Linked DNA regions of Homo sapiens: region 1 is linked to region 2. A link is a loop called in an ENCODE intact Hi-C map of the cell type or tissue named here. Cell type or tissue: OCI-LY7. All regions are shown on one strand. Each heading gives the region's core, and the rest is flanking DNA. Links, peaks and the distances in the headings are about the cores only.

Evidence for each region. Hi-C counts contacts between places; a loop is a spot of excess contacts. Peaks named below come from ENCODE experiments on the same cell type or tissue, not always from the same donor. Only the 100,000 strongest peaks of a DNase experiment are listed, where the experiment ranks them.
Region 1: a loop joins it to region 2, with 2.5 times the contacts of the local background. A loop is called at or near these places in 4 of 110 quality-filtered maps.

What each region holds. Positions count from the first base shown.
Region 1 is chr10:32,952,968-32,955,783 of GRCh38, reverse strand. The region is part of intron 1 of ITGB1 (integrin subunit beta 1); the gene reads left to right. Among named protein-coding and RNA genes, the nearest start is that of ITGB1, 3.9 kb to the left of the region's middle. In OCI-LY7, for the core only: a CTCF peak has its summit at 1,470; a DNase peak (open chromatin) is centred at 1,489; H3K4me3 peaks cover 2,439 bases; H3K27ac peaks cover 2,500 bases.
Region 2 is chr10:33,102,403-33,105,218 of GRCh38, reverse strand. All of the region lies in intron 1 of IATPR (ITGB1 adjacent tumor promoting lncRNA), which reads left to right. Among named protein-coding and RNA genes, the nearest start is that of IATPR, 13 kb to the left of the region's middle. In OCI-LY7, for the core only: no CTCF peak of the experiment used is centred there; a DNase peak (open chromatin) is centred at 1,348.

The DNA of each region.
Region 1 (2,816 bases), core at 185-2,684, 150 kb after region 2:
GGTCAGTATAATTTAATTTAAATCAGCCCCGAATTACCATCACGAATGAAAATGTAGCTCTACATTGGTGTTCTTCCTAACTCTGGGAGTGACACTGGGGACATCTGGTCATATTATAATAATGAAAAGTGGTCAAACAACTTAACATGGTGCCAGTTTTCCTAAGCGTGCTTGCCACTGATTGTAATGCTTTTATTGTTTGGCTTCTTGATAAGTAAGTTATGGCTTACAGCGGTGAGTAGTATAGTGTTCTGTCTGAAAACATATTCATTAATATTCTGTAGCTGCTCTGGTTTGCCCTTAACTATGCTGCTAGTGTGATAAGCTGAAACATCTTGTAACTGGTAAAAGTTTCAGAGAACTTAACTTTCTGAATATGTAACAAGCTGCATGTATCTGAAAGGGTTCATTTAGACTTCTGTTAGATATTAGCAGATTTTCTCACTCTGCCAGAGAGTTAGGATCTGTTAGGTTGTGGGTGGAATCCTGGAGATTATGCCGGGTAAATATGTAAGTACCTGTATTGTATTAGCAGTGTTTACTCTGACTTGGTTTTAGGTTCTGAGAGTTTGGCTGGTTATTTTTTCAGAGGTGGGAGGTATGGAGTAGAGACGTTAAGATACAGAAAGGTACATTCGTCTTCTGAATCCTGAAGTGTTATGCTAGAGGTATCTATAGCTGTGGAAAACTGAAAAGATATTATGGTATGTACCCAGCTTAAAGGGGGTACAGTCCGTAAAAGTCAGAATATTAGCAGCCTTCCAATATGTCTGTCGGTAGGTGAAAAAAAAAGTTTCTCTCTTTCAGGAGCTGTGTACAAAAGGATCCAAACTATACTTTGTACATTTGTTATTGTTTTAAAAGTGGCTGTGAGTTTTTAGAGGTCAGCTAACTTTAAACTTGCCGTTTGGTTTGTGACTTTAGAAGGTAGAGTTAACTATATTTAGCAATATGCTTAAGCGTGTGCATATCACCTCATGAAACGTGTGTGTGCATGAGAAAAGCTGCCTCCAGTACACATACATATGTATATACACACATACACACAAGCACATATATGTATGTATTTCTTATAGGACCAATCTCATTGTACATAATTTCAAAGCACAGGTTCCTATCTCCAGGGATGCATAAAAAGACTCACTGAAGTATAGGGAGAAAATTTTAGGTCTACTATTATGTTTGTTGATCTCATCACTTTAAAATTTAAAATTTTGATTATGATTGATAATCTTACTATATTGCTGTAGAAGTACATGTATCTGAATTTATAAATTGCATTTATTTTGGGTACAGGTATGCCTAGAATTTTTTTGCTGATAAAGGTGAGTGGTCAGAAAGCTTTGCAGATCCCTATATGGAGGATGATTTGAGTGGGGTTCAAGAACTACTGTATTTGGGAGGGAGAACTGATAAGACTTGATAAGAGAAATAAAAGAAACCCAGTGTGACACTGGTTTCTGGCTAGGAGGTGCTGTTCACTGAGGTGAGAGGGTGACCACAAGCTGGGGGTGCTGGTTGGCTGGAGCAGAGGGGAAATGATGACCTTATGAGGCCAAGTTTTTTTTTTTAAGGTGACCATGGGACATAGGTGGAGATGTCTAAATTGCAGTTGAATACACAGATTGAGAGCTTAAAAAAAGAAAAAACTCTGAGAGATTTCAATTTGACAATTCTTAGTCTATTGCTGGTTGAAGCTATAGGCTGTGCATGCAAACACCAAAGGAGGGTGTGGAGTGAAAAACGGGCTGAAGGAGGACCTGGGAACACTTTTAATAGTCAAGGGGGGGTGGAGGAAGAGGAATCTAGAAAAGCATTTACCTTCCCCAGTTTCTTCTCTGAACTTCTAATTCCTTTGAGTGGCATTTTTGTGAGTGACATAGGTATTTCTGGGTTTTTCCAGTGATTGGCATGTTTGAGTTAAAGACAGAAAGACTTCATTGGTCACATTTCTTTGTGGTAATTTATTTTCAGATACCTGATCAGAGAAGCAGTTTGATGTACTAAAGGCTTCTCGATTGGGAGACAGGAAACCTGGGTGTCAGTGCCGGGTCTGCCACTGAATTTCTGTGTGACCTTTGTCAGAGTACTGTACTTCCAGAGCGTTGGTTTCCACATCTACCCTATAAAGCAGCCTGCATGTTTCTCTCATTCTCTCGTTCGAGGAGTTGGAGGATAGCTGCTGCCTGATGTAAGTAGAGTGCAGTTCTCTCTCCATGAGCAACTTTTTTTTTTTTTGTATCACCAGAGAGTGTAGGCACTGTGCCACTTACTCTGTTAAGGATACCTGCCAGCGCTGACCAGCAACATCTGTCCCTGTCAGCTCTGCATCAGGATGTAGCTTGGCTGTACATTACATTTTATTCTATCAGTACATTGAGTACCAGTTACCTGAAAAATGCTTTACTCAGTGGACATGAATCAAGAAGTTGGCATGCTCTTTGATGTTGAGTCTGTTGTCTAATTGGAACAAGTTGTGTTCAGTTCAGGAAAACATAAATACCAAAGAGTGTTTTATACAATGTACTGTACCATAAAATACTGTACCATGTAATATTCCCTAACAATGTTAGAAAAATCTCAGCATTGGCTTGTGTGGTTTTGGAACACGTTGTGTAGGAGATGAGGCCTGAGCTTGGAATGGTATGAGCGAAGGTTGGATGACAGATGGTTGTCACATTCAAGGACAGCATGGGAAGAATCCAATCTAATTTCACAGATAGTACCTGGCCACTTTGTTACCTATTAGGAGTTATGTATAATATCATATATATCAGAAGGATATGTGAAGGCTATATAAAATGAAGGCCTGGGTT
Region 2 (2,816 bases), core at 275-2,774:
AAGCATTTATGATCTCACAGTTTCTGTGGGTCAGAAATCCAAGAACAGCTTAGCTGGGTCCTCCAGCTCAGGGTACCTCACAAGGCTGCAGTGCAGGTGCTGGCTGGGGCTGTTGTCATCTGAAGGCTCAAACCGGGAAGGATCTGCTTCTGGGTTCACTCACGTTCCATTGGCAAGCTTCAAGTCTTCACTGTCTTTTGGCTAGAGACATCAAGTCCTTGTCATGTGGGCCACCCCATAAGGCTGTTTACAACATAGGATGTGCCTTTCCTCAGATGAGGATTCCAAGAGACAGAATGTGAGAGAAGATACCCCTAATGGAAGGTGCAGTCTTTTCATATCTTCATCTTGAAAATGGCATACCATGATTTTTGCCATATTCTAGCTGGTAGACAATAGTAACTAAGGCTTGTCCACATTCAAGTGAAGAGGACCATATACCAAGGCATACATACTGGAGACAGGGATCACAGAGGACCAGCTTAAAAACAGACCACCATAGTGGGCATTGAGGTAACACATACATGCATGCACAGTTCGGACACTAATAAAAGGGAAATATTTTTCTGAGTAGCTTAGAGGAAGTGACCAGTTGAAGTTTTCAAGACCTGATGTTTCAGCCATTAAATGAAAACAGCAGAAAACTCATAATGGCATTTTTCAAGTCAGCTTGGAACCTGAGCCAGAAAAATCACCTGTCAATAGACTATTTTGTGGACATTTTCCAGTGTGGTGGTGGATTTAAAGACGTAAGTTCTGCACCACTTCACTTGTATCTTCCCCCTAAACAAAGCGTTCATCACACCAGCCAGGGGGCTCATGTCTTCATCGGGCCATCTTGGCAATGGGAGAACAGCCTGTGTAGCCTGGCATTGAGCTTTCCCATGGCCCAAATGCAGGCTTTTCCAGTCTTCTCTCTACACAGTCTGTCTGGTCCATGCCAATGATAGAGGCAGGAGGCAGAGAACTCTCCTAGGCAGACAGGGGAAGGTCCCTGGAGAACCTCCAACCTGCCAAGGTCATTGTGCACAGGGAGCTTGCCTAAACATGCCCGTGGTGAAAAATTTCATCCCTTAACACATGCACAGTAAGGGAAATAAATCAGTATGAAGTGGCTCAGACTAAGGTCCCACATGTGCACTGAAAGGACAGGGTGGCGCCTCCAGGAATTCATGCCTTATACACATAGGGAACCCAGCCCCATCACCAGATATGTAAAAGCCCTTGTAGTCAACTGTGAACGGGCTACCAAGAACCTTCTTTCAGGACCCTCTCTTTGCTGAGAGCTTTCCTTTCACTTAATAATTCTATTCCACTCATTCTCCAGTGTCCACGTGCCCAATTCTTCCTGGTCGTGAGACAAGAACCCCAACCTAACTGAGCTAAGGAGCAGAAAAACTGCACCACCAACACTAAAAACAATGTCTTAGTATTCTCTTTCTCTCCACCTATTTGTATCTTATCCATCCTCTGAGTTCATCCCAAATTAGCAAAAACCTCCATTCTACTTTATCTCTGTCACAACTCCTAAAATTGTTCCAGCAATCACTCAAGTATGTACTATGGTTAGAGGACTCCGGAACTCAGAAGACTGGAAGAGTAAGACTCCAGACAGTGAACAGAGTAACAGAAAGAGAAACAGTAATATCCACATAAACAAGAGTGGCTTATGCAGCAATGACAGCATGCCCAGTACCACCTGGGAGAGGCATTGAGCTGATAAAGCGTTTGAGAAGAGCTCATCTTAAAACAACAGGAAACGCTCAGTGAGGCTCAGGAATGAGGAAAGCAAAATATCCAAGAACGAAATATTCATGGTCAAGATGAAGCCCTAGACCTGGACTGAATCATTGATCACTAAGAGGAGCTGGCCCTGGTCACAATGGAGAAATATTGAAATATTAGATGTAAAAGAACACATATCTGAACATAACATATGTAATCAACCACATGTTTCTATGTTCTTTAATCAGATAAATGTTTGGCTCTGAGAAGAGCCAAACACTTATTTTTCTAAATTGCTAAAGTGAAAAATCTCTGTTGAATCCAAAACACTGACTCTGTTAGAAGTCATCTTCTAGGAGTCCAGGCACAGAGAAGTGAGTTACATAAATGGCCCCAGAACACCTCCATCAAGCTGTGACTCTCACTCTTCCCTGTCAGTTCCTCTGCAATGTAAATCCATCCATATGGAGGCACGACTGACTGTACATGACTGGGGAGAAGCAAACAAGGTAGCCCCTCGGTCCCTGTATTGCTTAGAAGAATAGCAACAGCTCAAGAGCTGATTAAGTGCAACTACTGCAAGCAATCATAGAAGCGTGTTGACTTCTCTTCAGTCCCTGGACGTGTAAGACCATCCAGATTTGCCTGAGGACTGCAGGATTTCTGAAGATGGCCCCCACATCTGGAAGCTCTTTTTCCTGAAGGCCTTTCAGAAACCCCCACAGCTATGGGACAGAGTTCTCCATCCTGTGTGTATTTCTTGTCTACCTTCTATTTTTATAGCACTATGTTGGGTACCATGAGAAAAGCAAAAAAGAATCAACTAGAGTCCTTGTCATAGTGCTTATCATCCCGCTGACAAAACAAAACACATTAACCTTCAAAATGAAGTGGCCCAGCCTGAGCAATGTGATGAAACCCCGTCTCTACCAAAAAAATACAAAAATTAGCTGGGTGTGGAGATGTACGCCTGTAGTCCCAGCTACTTGGGAGGCTGAGGTGGGAGAATTGCTTGAGCCTGGGAGGCAGAGGTTATAGTGAGCTGAAATCGTGCCACTGCACTCCAGCCTGGATGACAGAGTAAGACCCCA